Linked DNA regions of Homo sapiens: region 2 is linked to region 1. A link is an interaction called in ENCODE POLR2A ChIA-PET data of the cell type or tissue named here. Cell type or tissue: OCI-LY7. All regions are shown on one strand. Links, peaks and the distances in the headings refer to the core of each region. The heading gives the core; the rest is flanking DNA.

Region 1 (2,916 bases), core at 329-2,828:
ATGAATGCCAAGAAAACTTGGTATTAGGATTACAGAGATAGAAGGAAAAAGAATCAAGTGTGAATGTTTTAAATCCTGAGTGGAAGAGAGCAGCCAACAAGAAGTTGAAACTCTGCACATGCCCCAGGGAGAGGGAACTAGAGAACAGTGATCCAAACCCCATGGGGAAATACTGTCCTCAGGGTGAGGCAGTGATAGAGCCACCTGAGGAGGGGATTGGGTATTCTTTAGTTTTTCAAAAAAAAAAGAAAGAAAGAAAAAGAAAAGGACCTGCCGGGCGCGGTGGCTCACGCCTGTAATCCCAGCACTTTGGGAGCCCGAGGGGGGCAAATCAAGAAGTTAAGAGATTGAGACCATCCTGGCCAACATGGTGAAACCCTGTCTCTACTAAAAATACAAAAATTAGCCAGTCGTGGTGCTGGGCGCCTGTAGTTCCAGCTACCCGGGAGGCTGAGGCAGGAGAATCGCTTGAATCTGGAAGATGGAGGTGGAAGTGAGCCAAGATCGCGCCACTGCACTCCAGACAGTGAGACTCTGTCTCAAAAAAGAAAGAAGGAAAGAAAGAAACAAAGAAACAAAGAAAGAAAGAAAGAAAGAAAGAAAGAGAGAGAGAGAGAGAGAAAGAAAGGAGGGAGGGAGGGAGGAAGGGAGGGAAAGAAAAGAAAAAAAAAAAAAAGAAAGGAAAAGAAAAGAAAAGGTCTGACCATACATATTTGGAGCTGGGATGAGGGCTGAGATCCAGGGTCTAACTTGAGTCAAAAGAAAAGTCAAAAAACAGTCCATATTGGAAGGTGGATTGGTGAGGCCAGAGTGTTAAATACCTCACACAACATTTCCCAGAGGCACAAACCGACTGAAAGATACTTGGAAAAACTTAAACTTGACGGCATCTGTCCTACATTCAAGTTCAGGCACAGTCTCATTCAAGACAAACTCAGGCCACAGGCTGCAGGAGTCTGGGCAATTTAGCATTGCCACATCCAATAAATGACAGTATTATGATCTGAGATGTCTGCTGAGGTCTTACAGAATGCTGAACCGAGTGCTGAGGCTCAGCTGGATGCGTTGCCCCCACGGTTTTCTGATTAGATCCAGGAGGTTTGTGCACAGGGAGGCGGTGACTCTGCAGGGCTGTGTCTTGGCTGCTGGTGCAGAGATACGCAGCTGAGTCTTCTTGCTGCAGTGCGACCACATGAAGGTATAAGCGAGAGCTGTCAGGGCATTCAGGTGTGAAGTGATTTGGCACAGTCTTGTTTTCAATGAATTCCTTACAGTTGTAGTAAAACATGAACTCCAGGGATTTCTTAGCTTTCTGTCTGTACCAATACATAGAATCATGTCCCAGATGCTCACGTTTCATTGTCCTTTTACTCCCCATTGCTGTGACCAGGTATTTTGGTGTCTGGGTAATTCCAGTATCCATGGAGCCTATGAAAATAAGAAGCCAAATTCAGACTAAGCCTAGGACAGAATCTTCTGAAGCAGTTCCATGAAAAAAGCAAAAAATTTAAGGACAGAAATGTCCCACCTGTGCCCAGGACTCACCTGAGACAATGGACCACACCACAGTGGAGACTTCAGCCCATGGCAGGGTCACCCGGGGCACAGGCAGGGGGACCCTGTGTCTCCCTGCTCTGTGTCCTTGTCGTCTGGGTGTGCTTCCCTGGCCCTGAGACAGGGGCTGCTTGGGAAGTCTCTGCTCCTGTTGGTGTCACTATTAGTGTCTACAGCTCACACTTCCTCTTTCCTTTCCAAGCTTGGCACTGGCACCTCAAGAGGTGGGTTTAGACTAGCTTCTCAGGGCCAGGTGTGCAGGGCGGGTTCTTTAGACAGTTGCTTTTTTCTTAGCAGCTGCCTGCCCTTCCCACAACGAATGAATGGGTCTCCCCTTCCTCTTTCTACTTATGGCTCCCCTCCTCCCTAACACACAGACCCCTTCCCTTTGGGCAGATGCCTTCCCGATGCCTGTCTTGGACCCAGGATGAGCACACTCCAGCTCCCCTCCCTCATCTCAGTGAATTCCAGGAGGACACCTCACCTAGCTCAGTGGAGCCCTTCCCTGGAGCCAGCTGTGCATCATTTTAAGACCCAGTAAGGTAATGCCAACTAGGGAGGAAGCACCTTTCAGTGGGTGCTCGAGGGGACATGAGAGAAATAATCTGCGACCCCTACCCCCAGGGAGCATCTCACCTACTTAGGATGCAGGACCTGAACACAGACTAGAATAACAGGAGGCCCTAAGGGCATGAGCAGAGGGACTGCAGAGATGCAGGTCCAGGTGGAATGGACTTTAGTGTCTTCAAGTTGTCCACACATGGTCTCTCAACTACAACAAGGAGCAAACCCTGATACCAGAGCATTTGATTCCTTCGTTAGTCCTTTCCTCCCTCCTGCCTCTCTTCTCCCTCCACATGACTCAGGAATTTCACTAAAGTCGTAGCTCCTCCTGGAGGTGAAAGAGGCACATTGCCCTCATGTCAGCCATCTGCCCTCAGTCCTCCTGATACAGCATTGAGAGAATAGAATACAAAGGGATTCCGCAGGGGAATGCACAAAACAAGAAGGCATTTGAAACGCCGAAGTAAAGGTTTAGCAACTCTAACTACCACCTACTGGTGAAATGCCTCCAACAACCTCCATATACACACTTAAGATATCAAAATAATATTATCCAATAGGTATTTATGGAACACATAACTATATGTCAGGCACTGTTTGAGGACCAGGAATATAACAGTGAATAAAACCAACTCTCATGGGCACATGGGCCATTTTAATTTGTTCAAACAGCTTTTGTGAATAATATTCACATTCTCAAAGTGCTTCAGGGATTACAGGAGCTATAAGACATGTTTGACGTGGGCTGGGCATGGTGGCTCACGCCTGTAATCCTAGCACTCTGGGAGGCCGAGGTGG
Region 2 (2,916 bases), core at 268-2,767, 160 kb before region 1:
AATATGAATACACTTCAGAAATACTAATTTTGGAGAAAAATAACTAATAAAATATGATTCCATTTATATGAAGCTGAAGAATAGACAAAGCTAGTCAATGGTGATAAAAACAGAAAAGTTTTTATCTCTGGGATAGAAATTGATTGGAAAGGAGCATGAGGACACTTTCTTGAGTGATGGAAATTTTTTTTATAATCATTTCAGTTACTGTTGCACTGGTGTATGCAATTGTCAAAATGTACCAGGATGTTTTTGTATTAATACTTGTGTTTTACTCTCAATTATACCTTAATAAAAAGTGTTACTAAAAATTAAACAGCTAAACTGCATAAAAGATGGCAGTCATTTACAAATGTATGCTTGTATTCTGTACAGCCCAATTTAAAAATGCATCACACAAAAAGAAGAAAAGACAGGAACACACGTATCTGTGTAAGATATGGAGAATGTGAGAAGTGGTCAGTGACTGAAATAGGCAACATTGAAATTTGGCATCAAATTAAGCTCAACGGATGAGTGGGCTGAAAAACAAGTGAGGATCAATATCAAGGAATGCTTTAGAAAAACAAAAACTTTCTAAAAATATCTTCATATACTGTTGAAATCATTCTGAGAACCATGAGCTGCTATACATTTTATAACTTGGGAAATTGGGCATTCATCAGTCTCACAATTGAACGTTTCTTTTCTTTCTGGCTTTCAACAGATTGGCCAATTGGTGAATTGATTTTTTTGCCCAGCAAGCAGCTTTCTCCCTCTTTGTGAGTGGGGTCCTGGGAGACCCGGCAGTCCCCCTTTGGCAGCCTCACAGAGGGGAGTTGGGCACAGCACAGACACACGGGGTTCCCTGCACGTGGGGTTTGCACTCCCTGTGAAGCCTAGCTATGGACCTCCCAGTCCTGCAGTTAATGGATCCCAACTAAAGAAACCTTGCCTCTAGGTATTCGCTTTACCTGTTAGTGCTAAGGAGGGATACAGGCTGGAGAAAAATAAAATGTTTGCTCAATATTATTCTGTAATATTTTACAAGAAAATCAATTGAGGAGGTCATGGATTTTCATCCAAGCCAAAGTCAAGATAATAGCTGAATTCCTTCCTTAATCTACCCTGAGAGGACTCAAACACTGCTCGATGCCCACAAATACTTAGTAGAGACTTATTTATAGTCTCCTTTTGATAATTCTACTCGTTGATTATCTTCAGGTCTAACGGCACTGTTTGGTGCATCTACTAATATTTTCCTTCTGTAGTTTGTTTACTTAGGTGTTTTAGAAATTGTTGTCAATATTTTTGGCCCTCCAGAGAACACGTGCTTGGTATCCAATGGAATCTAAGCCAAGGTGATGTTATCAGTACGACTTATAAACTTGTAGAATCCCTGATCACTCAAGGAGGTTAAAGCTGTTGCCTGGAGAGACATGCAGGGAAGATGAAGTGCAGCAGAGATGGACTGGACTCAGGGCACAGCCGGCCCCTTTCTTTCGCCTTTTCCTCTGAGGCAGTTGCTCCTCTGTCTGCACCTGCTCTGACACCAAAGCTGCCCAGCCAACATTCTTCAACTGTAGATGTCATTAAAGATTAGAGGGACTTCCCGCCTCTTGCATAGCTGTAGGTAGCCTAGCAATAACTGAAAACTGCTGCAACATCTGCATAATATGGGATCCAAGCCCGAATTTTTCTTAACCCTTTCCCTCCTAGGCTGCTCTCCCAGACTGCCCAGAGTACTTTAGTTCCCAGTGGACCACAGTGCCATCTTGTGGCCAATAAGTGAAGTTTCATCATTGTTTCTTCTGCAATGGCCCAAGGACTGCTGAGAAATGTCTACAGAGCGAGCTGCCAGAATATTCCAGAAGTGCCATCCCGCAGGTTTTATGAGCAGCTTCCCTAAACCCTCATCCCAACACTACTTCTAACCCTGACTATTGCTTTGAGTTACCAATCTTAATATCCCACCCTCATTCTGAATAACTCTTATCACATAGCTCCAGTTATAGTCTAACTTTTTCTCCCTTAAAACTACCATCTAAAGAAAGAGGAACAGAAGGAGAGGAATGAAAGGAAACAATATTTGGTTTTAAATAGTAAGAAAACACAGACGTTGAGGTATAAAGAGATTATTTAATCTGAATGACTAAGGATAAACAAAAATGCCCTCCAAAAATGACAGTGTTACCCCAAAAGCATAGATAAGCAAAAGATGAAGTTAAAAATGTCTATTAATAAAAAGTAAAATTGAAATATATAAAGGAGACCTCTTACAAGGAAATAAGCAATGGTGGAGGGAGCAATACCTAATGCACAAAATAAGGATGAACATAAGTAAGACCAGCAAAGGTGCTGCTACAGGAAATGATCAGCTTGTACAATGCACATCCACTGATCTGAGCAGCAAAGAGGGAAGAGATGATTATGAAAGAGGCAGAGGAGCAGCGGGAGATGAGGACACGCTGGTGCAAAATACTATCATAAGGAAGAAAATCAGCCAGGGGACTGTGGAATGTATGACTTTTCTTTCTCCTGTCTCCTGTGACAGCTGAAGTGGACCATTTTCATTTCCAATGATTTGCTCCTGCACCCTGAGTTAGATGCCCCTGGGATTTGCTGCTCCGCAGGTTCCCATGGATGAACTCCCTCTCCCTCCTTGTTGAGTATGGTCTGAAGGAGAGGTCATCTCTCCCTCCCCTTCAATCCCACAGTACTGGGGATTGGCACAGACTTCTCAATTGGCATTGACCTCTCTCATGGCAGGCTCACATGCCCCCTAACTGTGCCTTTTCATTTCCACTAGACTGAAAGTTAGATGTGGGCAATGGAACTTAACACCTTTATCATAGGATGCATAAGTAACTGCTTTCAAAATTATTGCTGTTTCTTTCACTGCCTTGGGTTACAGCTGAACAGGAAAAAAAGGCACAA

What was found. ChIA-PET counts read pairs that join two places held together with the same protein. Peaks named below come from ENCODE experiments on the same cell type or tissue, not always from the same donor. Only the 100,000 strongest peaks of a DNase experiment are listed, where the experiment ranks them.
Region 2: POLR2A ChIA-PET joins it to region 1 with 8 read pairs; 1 of 35 experiments calls an interaction of 5 or more read pairs at or near these places.

What each region holds. Positions count from the first base shown.
Region 1 is chr7:142,297,681-142,300,596 of GRCh38, reverse strand. It overlaps TRB and the pseudogene TRBV1. Among named protein-coding and RNA genes, the nearest start is that of PRSS58, 41 kb to the right of the region's middle. RefSeq lists an enhancer at 2,314-2,608. In OCI-LY7, for the core only: CTCF peaks have their summits at 2,236 and 2,443 (motif pointing left); DNase peaks (open chromatin) are centred at 1,186, 1,786 and 2,446; H3K4me3 peaks cover 841 bases; H3K27ac peaks cover 1,628 bases.
Region 2 is chr7:142,458,493-142,461,408 of GRCh38, reverse strand. LOC107986855 (a long non-coding RNA gene) reads left to right here. Exons shown (of 2, transcript XR_001745394.2): 2 at 1-316. It also overlaps TRB. Among named protein-coding and RNA genes, the nearest start is that of MIR11400, 15 kb to the left of the region's middle. In OCI-LY7, for the core only: CTCF peaks have their summits at 1,535 and 1,763 (motif pointing left); a DNase peak (open chromatin) is centred at 1,728.